2 separate regions of the Homo sapiens genome follow, and region 2 is linked to region 1. A link is an interaction called in ENCODE POLR2A ChIA-PET data of the cell type or tissue named here. Cell type or tissue: Caco-2. All regions are shown on one strand. Links, peaks and the distances in the headings refer to the core of each region. The heading gives the core; the rest is flanking DNA. Region 1 overlaps ERVW-1 (endogenous retrovirus group W member 1, envelope). Region 2 overlaps AKAP9 (A-kinase anchoring protein 9).

Region 1 (5,304 bases), core at 1-5,000:
GTTCTACTACAAACTATCTCAAGAACTAAATGGGGACATGGAACGGGTCGCCGACTCCCTGGTCACCTTGCAAGATCAACTTAACTCCCTAGCAGCAGTAGTCCTTCAAAATCGAAGAGCTTTAGACTTGCTAACCGCTGAAAGAGGGGGAACCTGTTTATTTTTAGGGGAAGAATGCTGTTATTATGTTAATCAATCCGGAATCGTCACTGAGAAAGTTAAAGAAATTCGAGATCGAATACAACGTAGAGCAGAGGAGCTTCGAAACACTGGACCCTGGGGCCTCCTCAGCCAATGGATGCCCTGGATTCTCCCCTTCTTAGGACCTCTAGCAGCTATAATATTGCTACTCCTCTTTGGACCCTGTATCTTTAACCTCCTTGTTAACTTTGTCTCTTCCAGAATCGAAGCTGTAAAACTACAAATGGAGCCCAAGATGCAGTCCAAGACTAAGATCTACCGCAGACCCCTGGACCGGCCTGCTAGCCCACGATCTGATGTTAATGACATCAAAGGCACCCCTCCTGAGGAAATCTCAGCTGCACAACCTCTACTACGCCCCAATTCAGCAGGAAGCAGTTAGAGCGGTCGTCGGCCAACCTCCCCAACAGCACTTAGGTTTTCCTGTTGAGATGGGGGACTGAGAGACAGGACTAGCTGGATTTCCTAGGCTGACTAAGAATCCCTAAGCCTAGCTGGGAAGGTGACCACATCCACCTTTAAACACGGGGCTTGCAACTTAGCTCACACCTGACCAATCAGAGAGCTCACTAAAATGCTAATTAGGCAAAGACAGGAGGTAAAGAAATAGCCAATCATCTATTGCCTGAGAGCACAGCAGGAGGGACAATGATCGGGATATAAACCCAAGTCTTCGAGCCGGCAACGGCAACCCCCTTTGGGTCCCCTCCCTTTGTATGGGAGCTCTGTTTTCATGCTATTTCACTCTATTAAATCTTGCAACTGCACTCTTCTGGTCCATGTTTCTTACGGCTTGAGCTGAGCTTTCGCTCGCCATCCACCACTGCTGTTTGCCGCCACCGCAGACCCGCCGCTGACTCCCATCCCTCTGGATCATGCAGGGTGTCCGCTGTGCTCCTGATCCAGCGAGGCACCCATTGCCGCTCCCAATCGGGCTAAAGGCTTGCCATTGTTCCTGCATGGCTAAGTGCCTGGGTTCATCCTAATTGAGCTGAACACTAGTCACTGGGTTCCATGGTTCTCTTCTGTGACCCACAGCTTCTAATAGAGCTATAACACTCACCGCATGGCCCAAGGTTCCATTCCTTGAATCCATAAGGCCAAGAACCCCAGGTCAGAGAACACGAGGCTTGCCACCATCTTGGGAGCTCTGTGAGCAAGGACCCCCAAGTAACACAACCATGAGGGTGCAAATGCATGGGCCACTAATGGTAGAGCAAGAAAACAGAAGGGCCCTGGTTCCTCGAAGGCATCAGTGAGCTGAAATGCCTGCCCTGGATGTCCTATTCCTAGGTGTTTTTCTGCCTGAAGCAGATTAAACCCTTTGTTCACTTCTCCAAGTAGGGCTTCTATTACAGCCCAAATCAATCCCCACCCCAGATGACATCATCCTATTAATACTTTTCAAAGTCTTCCTGTCCTTAAACTTCCAGCTTCCCCAAAACCCCACAGAAGATCAGCAGTCTGCTCTCCTAAGGGAGCCTGGGCCTGACTGGCATAGCTCTCCCTTACAATAGTAAGCAATTAATTCAGCTTTGCGACTTGATCAGTCCAAAGTGGCTGCCAGTTTGAAAATCTCAGAAAGGTACCATATGTACTAAGAGAAGCCCTGACATGAGGGCCTAAGCCAAAAGTTGGCCCACATCCTTCCTCTTCCAAATTTAGGATGGGCACTGTAAAGATAAATATGAATTTAATAAGTTTAATTCCACCTGTTGAAAATGAGGCAAGAAATTTTCCTCCCCTCCATGTCAGGTTATTACTTGAGAAAACTTGTATGTGCTTTCTCAGTCTCTTTGAAATATATATATGTATATAATTTTTTTTTTATTTTGAGACGGAGTTTTGTTCTTGTTTCCAGGCTGGAGTGCAATGGTGCAATCTCGGCTCAACCTCCGCCTCCGGGTTCAAGTGATTCTCCTGCCTCAACCTCCCTGGTAGCTAGGATTACAGGCATGTGTCACCATGCCTGGCTAATTTTTTTGTATTTTTAGTAGAAATGGGTTTCATCATGTTGGCCAGGCTGGTTTCGAACTCCTGACCTCAGGTGATCCACCTGCCTTGGCCTCCCAAAGTGCTGGGATTAAAAGCATGAGCCATCATGCCCAGCCTGAAATACATATACAGATATATATATTTAAAAACTGAATCAGCCTTTTGTCAGCTTTATGACCTAGGAATGTCTTTCTCAAGGATCTGGGAAATGTAAACATTACCAGATAGCATACCTATCTTCCAGTTTCTGTGGGAGGGTAACAGCCTAATCTTAATGAGTACCTTGCACCAAGCTATAAAAGTAACTCCTGTTTCCACACTCCCCCACCCCCGAAAAGTTGATATCTTAGATAACACAAGTGGTCACATCAATTATCAGGTAAAGTTAGAATGAACTGTGTGACCAGTGGTGCTGTCAAGTTCTCTTAGTTGAGGACTATTTATCTCGAAAACATACATGTAATGGGCTGTACCTGCTTGGCTGTACAAAATGGTGAAATTTCCTTCTGTCTTTGTGATCTCTTAGCAAAGTGCCTGTGATGTGCATCACATTCTCATTTAATTTTTATTCAATAATAAAGCTTATCTTTCTCTACTGCCTTCATGGAGAGGATTTCTGGGTTGAGAGAAGATTTTGTTTTTTAAATTATATTTCCCCAACAGCACCTTCACCCTTTATTCTAAAACTGCTGGCTGGGTGTGGTGGCTTATGCCTGTAATCACAACCCTTTGGGAGGCCAAGGTCGGAGGACTGCTTGAGGCCAGGAGTTTGAGAACTAGCCTAAGCAATATAGTGAGACCCCATCTCTTAAAAAAAAATAGCTGGGCATGGTAGTGCACAACTGTGGTCCCAGCTACTCAGGAGGCTGAGGTAGGAGGATCACTTGAGCCTGGGAGGTGGAGGCTGCAGTGAGCAGTGATCACAACAGTGCACTCCAGCCCGGGTGACAGTGCAAGAACCTGTTTCAAAAAAAAAATAAAATTGCTGTCTTTTTCACTCACACCTTCACTATTCATGGGGAGAAGTGTGTAAGGTATAACAGTCTTTTTGTAATAAACCTCCCCACTTCCACTCTTCTAATCAGAAGTAGAGATGATGTTATGAGAAGTTGAGATTAAGGTTGTAGCTTTTCTTTTTTCTTTTTTTTGAGACCGAGTCTCACTCTGTCGGCCCAGACTGGAGTACAACGGTGCGATCTTGGCTCACTGCAACCTCCCCACTGCCCAGGTTCAAGTGATTCTCCTGCCTCAGCCTCCTGAGTAACTGGGATTACAGGGATGTGCCACCACGCCGGGCTAATTTTTGTATTTTTAGTAGAGACGAGGTTTCACCATGTTGACCAGGCTAGTCTTGAACTCCAGGCCTCAGGTGATCCCCCAACCTGGCCTCCCAAGGTGGGGGATTACAGGCATGAGCCACCATGCCTGGCAGATTGTAGCTTTTTTGTTTACAGTTTGGTAATTACTTCATGCCAGTCTGTCATGTTTAATAAACAACACAGGTTAGTGATTGCTTTTTTTCTTTTTTTTTTTGAGATGGAGTTTCCCTCTTGTCATCCAGGCTAGAGTGCAATGGCGTGATCTTGGCTCACTGCAACCTCCACCTCCCAGATTCAAGTAATTCTCCTGCCTCAGCCTCTGGAGTAGCTGGGATTACAGGCAGCGGCCACCACAGCCAGCTAATTTTTGTATTTTTAGTAGAGATGGGGTTTCACCATGTTGGCCAGGCTGGTCTCAAACTCCTGACCTCAGGTGATCCACCCGCCTCGGCCTCTCAAAGTGCCAGGATTACAGGCATGAGCCACTGCACCCAGCCAATTGCCTCTTCTTCAACAGAAAAGAAAGAAAATGAAACTATGTAAGTTCAGCCATGTGCAGGGATGCTTTAGAAATAACATTTAGATTTTTAATTTGTATTAGATTCTTTGGACCTAGTACTGTATTTCTCACAGTAGCATTTACCCAATTTCTTTCGGATCCTACGTATGGCAGTTCAGCAGTGACATTTCCATGGTATTTTCTTAACTTCTTTAGGCCTCATTTTTCCTATCTGTAGAATGAGGGAGTTAGATTAGATGGTCTCTAAATCCGTACATCTACAAAGAATATGAATCTTTGAAAAATTGTTTTCTTTATCTGGATCACAAGCCACTATCAATCTATGAGAATCTGCACTGGAGTTGAAGAAACAAGCTTTATTCACAAAATCAAATTTTATTTGCCTAGAAATGTTCGGCTTACAAAACCTGAAATGAACTCTTTGGAAGCTCCTCTATGGCATTATTCTGATGCTCAGGGCATCAACATGCTGGGACACTCCCTTGCCTAACCTCTGTGCCCAGGGGCCCTGCCTGAGGACGCTGGCAGGATTCTCTAGCTTGCTCTGAAAAACGATGCCTTTGCTGAAGCCACTCTTCTGGTTGTCCTTTTATGGCCTGTCCCCATTTCAGTGATTCCCCTGCAAGCTGAAGCATGCAGCAGTTAGACCAGTTTTTCCATTCTTCTTAATTCCCAAGGCCCTTTCCTAGGCTTTCATAATGCAAGACACAAGGACAGATGATTATTATTTCTAGGCTTCGGATATTTGTGCAGAGGACTAGAGTTGAGAAAGGGAGCCTTGACTGTGGTAGGCCTGAATGTGTTCTAAGTTTGGACATGACCTCAGAGTGAGCACTGAGGCTGGCCCACAGGCCAGAAACCCACAAAAATATGGCTGTCCATCTTGCCCACCTGCCTAACAGTTTGTCCCATAAAAGCATTAAATTAGGAGACAGAAATCAACTAGGTGCAGAGTTTTGTTACTGCATTGCACGTCTCCTGAGTTCTCAAATCCGTATTTTCAATTATCTAATGGATATTCAAGTCCAGGAGATGGCTCACAGTCCTCACATTACAAAACAGAACACACACCTCACATCACATGCAAATCTCCACCTAGCCTTGTTTACTAACTGGGAGATTTTTAAATTATAAGAATCAAGTAGGATCTTTGCCCACGTATTTTTTTAAGAGTTTTTCACCTACCAAAAAGTTGTACTCAATGTCTTCCTTAATTCATCCTCCTCACTCAGTCTCTATTTACAACTGGTTATTAAATTCTGTTGACTT
Region 2 (5,378 bases), core at 88-5,087, 360 kb after region 1:
GCCTGCCACCACGCCTGGCTAATTTTTTGTATTTTTAGTAGAGACAGGGTTTCACCATGTTGGCCAGGCTAGTCTCCAACTAGCTGGTCTTGAACTCCTGACCTCATGATCTGCCCGCCTCAGCCTCCCAAAGTGCTGGGATTATAGGTGTGAGCCACCGCACTTGGTCATATTATGTAAATTATATATAACAAAGATGTCTATCTCAATGCAAAGAAGTCAAAGCCCTAAAAATGTCCATTTATCTCTGTTAAATATTAATACATTTAACAATTCCAGGCAGGTTTTCTCATATTCTTACCTATTCTGAAATGGTAAAGGGGACCTAATATAGTCCAGATCTGATCTTGAGCGATACGTAGTATGTCTTGGTTCTCCATATAACTCCAGCCCACCAGAAGAATGATAAAATGAGTCAGTCTTTTCTGCACCTAAAGTAACCCAAAATATTCCTTGTAAAGAAAAATAAAATCCCAAGACCTTAAAAAATTTCTACAAAATAGGTAACTGCTCAAAAGACTATTATACTATATTATACAATCTCCTATTTATAGTCATTTTCTATTATTCTTGATAAAGGAGAAAACAGTACAAACAAAAATTCGGCTTTCAAATGTTATTTTGTTTACTTTTGAATATGAGTATTTCTGATATCTGGAATTATGTCTCAAAGAAAATTATTTAATTGGCATATTTTCTTCTTTAAAGACCTTAGCTCTAAGTAGATGAGAGGTGAGGGGTGTCTGAGTGGGTGTGGCTTGTGGGAAATGATGTGGATAAAAAATATTAGACCAATGTAACCATTCCAATCTACTGACTTGAAACCAAGATTTGCTAACTTTTAATAAAACACAACTTATTATGGTACAAATTTCAGCTGTTTCAGTGTAATGATATTTCAAAATACTTTGTGTAGGGTACCAAATCTATTTCCCCTCTGTAGGATGCTCAGCTCCTGGTAGAGTATGTAAAGGTGGTTTACTATGAATACACAGCACAGGGATGCTGTGTCCTCTGTGTGCTCCCCAGATTCGGACCTCATCTTTATTGCCAGAAATGTTCAAGCCCTAGTTTGTTTCCACTTCTAGGTGTAGACAGAAGGAATTTTAGCTGTTACCATTATTATACAACCTGTTGGTAAACTCAGAAACTTGTTTGAATATTGTTAAATTATGAAAACTTCCTAATTCTTCCATATGACTAACAGCAATCCTGTCTTGAACCGTGCCTTAAATGCAGTTATGAAGAGTGTGGGCTCTGGACCCAGACTGCCAGTGTTTGGTCCTGGTTCCATCACTTCCCTACTGGCCATTCTGGGGCAAATGACTTGTGTTTTCCATGCCTCGATTTTTCATCTAAAAGTGAGAGTAGTAAAACTGTACTTATATCATAGGATTGGGAGAATACATGAAAAGAGCATGGCCAGGTGCAGACTAAGTTCTCCATGAAAATCAGTTATTATTACCCTCTTTAAAACAGTGAAGTTACCTAGTTTTGGCAGTTATAAGGGCTTTGTCTTTGGAAAACATTGCTTCCAGAATTCATTACTTGGTAAGTATTACACATGCAGTAATTCAGAGCAGCAGTCCCCAACCTTTTTGGCACCAGGGACACATTTCATGGAAGACAATTTTTCCATGGACCCAAAGGGGCCAGAATGGTTTCTGGATGAAACTGTTCCACCCCAGATAATCAGGCATTAGTTAGATTCTCATAAGGAGCACACAACCTAGATTCCTCACATGTGCAGTTCACAATAGGATTTGTGCTCCTATGAGAATCTAATGCCACGGCTGATCTGACAGGAGGTGGAGCTCGGGCAGTAATGCCCGCTGCTCACCTGCTGCTGTGCGGCCTGGTTCCTAACAGGCCACAGACAAGTATGGTCCATAGTCTGGGGGTGGGGGACCTCTGATTTAGAGAGTCATAAACATAAGAAAATATGCTATTTTGACTTCACCTTGATTCAGTCCAAAGCCATCTCTGTTAATATTGATGGAAACAGAACCTGTGACTCGATGCCACCGTCGAACCAAAAATTTCATTCTAAAAAAGATTCCAAGATAAAATTTCACAGCCCATCTATAAACAGTATATACATTTCCTACAAAAATCACATCACACGTTTAAATATGAACATAGAACAAATGTCAAATTTCACAATTGCCCAGTTAAACTATGTCAATGCCTGTTGTGACAAAATCAACTGGAACGGAAGAATAGGGACTCAAAATCCCCTCATCCCCTTCCCAAGAGGCATTAGAGGTCTCTTATATTGCCAGCATCAGGTTCCAGCTTGAGGGATAAATGGGGTATAAGGAGATGGAAGGCAAAAGTAGATGGGAAAAGCAGATAGGCAAAGAAAGGGTGAGAAGTAATGAAAAGAGAAAAGAACAGAGAATAAAGGGCAGATGAGATAAGAAGAGAACAAAAAGACCCTTAAATTGGCAATAAGAATGTGCTGGGAATGCTGCAAGGTGGGTGAAGCTCTTGTCCCTTTGATCAGGGACAAAAAAACGTTGGTTTCAAAAGGAATGGGAGTGTTAGCTTCATGACCCAGGTGCAGCAAGTTACGACCTTCTTCCCCATCTTGGCCCAAGGAGCTTTTGGAGCACCAGTTTTGATTTACTTTGAATCAGTTCCAAGGCTCCATCTTAGGAGGGTCAAAATATGATAAACATAATCTTGGATAAGAAAAAGTGGGGCAGAGTGAAGTATGTCAATAACAACTTCTACACCGCTCTCATGAAGCCTCTCTAGATCCCTCTAATCAAAATTACTAGCTAACTCCTGTGACCTCCCATTTACTTATTATATTCTAAGTTCTGTGCATATTAGTCTTCCCCACTAGAAAGTGAGCTGCCTTTAGGTATTTAGGCAGGATTATATATTTTTTCATCAATGCATCTACCAGCACTTACCCTGGTTTACTCTATACAAGGTGATGAAGGAAATGAAAGGTGAGGAAGAGTAAATGAAACCAGGAGACTACAATATGGAATATCAGAAGCAAGGAGGGTCTAAGGCCCACAGTTAAGATAAAACTTGTGCTCCTGTTTCCAGAGCCAGCATGAATGAGACTTGGGAGACTGGGCTGGTTGTCCTAGCTCTATCACTACTGGCTTTGTAACCGCTCCCTGCCTCAGTTTCCTCAAGTGTGAAATGAGATTCTGGACTAGGTGATCTCAGACAGCTTCCAATTAAAAAACTGTGCCATATTTTTAGAGAAAAATAGGCCGGTGCAGTGGCTCACGCCTGTAATCCCAGCACTTTCGGAGGCCGAGGCGGGCGGATCATGAGGTCAGGAGATCGAGACCATCCTGGTTAACACAGTGAAACCCAGTCTCTACTAAAAATACAAAAAAATTAGCCGGGTGTGGTGGTGGGCGCCTGTAGTCCCAGCTACTCAGGAGGCTGAGGCAGGAGAATGGCATGAACCCGGGAGGCGGAGCTTGCAGTGAGCTGAGATAGCACCACTGCACTCCAGCCTGGGCGACAGAGCAAGACTCTGTCTCAAAAAAAAAAAAAAAAAATAAATAAATAAATAAAGCAGCATCAGATGTGACCTGATAGAAATAACTTTAAAAAGCAAAATTCCTTTAAGATTCTGTCTGCCTCCTAAAAGGGAGGGGGATGCATGGAGAAGCCTTGGTGTTTGTATGCGTATAACCAGGTCAGAAGACTGTAGTGGGCCAGGTCCTCAAAGTAGTTTGAGTCTTGGCTCCATGTCAATCACAGACAGAATGAATACCAGAGTTCTTTGCTTGGAATTACTAGAGAAAGAACAATAAAAGCACTAGCAAAAAGCAAAAATCCAATGCCTTAAAGGCTAACCTCTGATTTGAATGCAGTTAGGAAAGGACCTTCCATAACTGGGCACCAAAAGTGGGTTATCTTAGCAATGAAGAAAATGAATGTACGCCAGCCTAAGAAGTAATTTGTCAACCACATTTTTAAATTTTATAATCTTTTATTTATTTACATGTGTGAGCTTGTTCATGGGCTTATTCAGATTTTTTTTTTTTTTTTGAGACAGAGTCTTGCTCTGTCACCGAGGCTGGAGTGCAGTGGCGCGATCTCAGCTCACTGCAAGCTCCACCTCCCAGGTTCATGCCATTGTCCTGCCTCAGCCTCCCAAGTAGCTGGGACTACAGGCACCCGCCACCACGCCTGGCTAATTTTTTTGTACACTTTTAGCAGAGATGGGGTTTCAGCATAGCCAGGATGGTCTCAATCTCCTGACCTCACGATCTGCCGGCCTCAGCCTCCCAAAGTGCTGGGATTACAGGTGTGAGCCACCATGCCCGGCCTTTTTTTTTTTTTTTTTTTTTTTTTTGACAGAGTCTCACTCTGTCACATGGCTGGAGTGTAGTGGCGCCGATCTCGGCTCACCGCAACCTCCGCCGCCCAGGTTCAAGTGATTCTCCTGCCTCAGACTCCCAAGTAGCTGGGACTACAGGTGCCTGCCACTACGCCCAGCTAATTTTTTGTTTTTTTAGTAGAGATAGGGTTTCACCATGTTGGCCAGGCTGGTCTCGATCTCCTGACCTTGTGATTCGCCTGCCTTGGCCTCCCAAAGTGCTGGGATTACAGGCATGAGGCACCACGCCTGGCCCAGATTGTTTTCTAAAAGGCAGCCGTGATTGGATAGGCCAGCTCTGAGTCACCAGCTGCCTGGACCTAGGAAGGCCCTTTTCATAGTTTACACATACCCTGCCAGTATTCCTGCTAAATGAATGAAAACCTAGAAAAAAAAAGCAGACATGCTTCAGTGATGGCACATACCTCCTACTATATAAATATAGAGTATAACCAGCAGAGAATAGAGGGAGAATTAAAAATAACTAATCCTTTTAGAGAGTCTACTAGTAAAATGCATTTTCCTTCAAGTCTTTACCTGGAAATTGCAATGGATACTCTGACGGCCGACCGAAACCTGGTGAAGCCCTTTGGGCGATTGGTGATCACCTCTAGATCCGTGAAAGCTGGCTGCCCCCCCATCCGGGCAAGCAGGGCCAAGGTGGCATCTTCACATTCCTGGAACCCACCCAGTAACAGCAGCAGGTATTTCTTCTGGTAAATGAGAGCCTTTCGAAAACTTTCTGCCCTCAAGTATTTACCATAAATTCTCTATATTTAGGGAAGAGAAGAATGTAAAGACATTAAGAAAACATTCACCCTGCTCTCTAGGGGAAAATAACCTAGATTTTAACAAGTAGTGGTGGTGGTGGTGGTAGTAGTAGTAGTAGTAGTAGTAGTAGTAGTAGTAGTAGTAATAGTAAAACGGCAGGTTCCTATCACTGTTTTCTACTTTATCAGCAAAGTTGAAATTTCAGATAAATTAACCTTTACACTTTTGCCTCTATTAGTCAATGGAG

Evidence for each region. Peaks named below come from ENCODE experiments on the same cell type or tissue, not always from the same donor. Only the 100,000 strongest peaks of a DNase experiment are listed, where the experiment ranks them.
Region 2: POLR2A ChIA-PET joins it to region 1 with 6 read pairs; 2 of 35 experiments call an interaction of 5 or more read pairs at or near these places.

The regions. Positions count from the first base shown.
Region 1 is chr7:92,464,044-92,469,347 of GRCh38, reverse strand. It overlaps ERVW-1 (endogenous retrovirus group W member 1, envelope), which reads left to right. Exons shown (of 2, transcript NM_001130925.2): 2 at 1-968. The coding sequence ends at 583. It also overlaps a transcript of GATAD1 not described here. Among named protein-coding and RNA genes, the nearest start is that of ERVW-1, 11 kb to the left of the region's middle. In Caco-2, for the core only: no CTCF peak of the experiment used is centred there; DNase peaks (open chromatin) are centred at 2,527 and 4,587.
Region 2 is chr7:92,102,346-92,107,723 of GRCh38, reverse strand. AKAP9 (A-kinase anchoring protein 9) reads right to left here. Exons shown (of 50, transcript NM_005751.5): 46 at 4,898-5,130; 47 at 1,961-2,046; 48 at 302-431. Among named protein-coding and RNA genes, the nearest start is that of CYP51A1, 29 kb to the left of the region's middle. In Caco-2, for the core only: no CTCF peak of the experiment used is centred there; no DNase peak of the experiment used is centred there.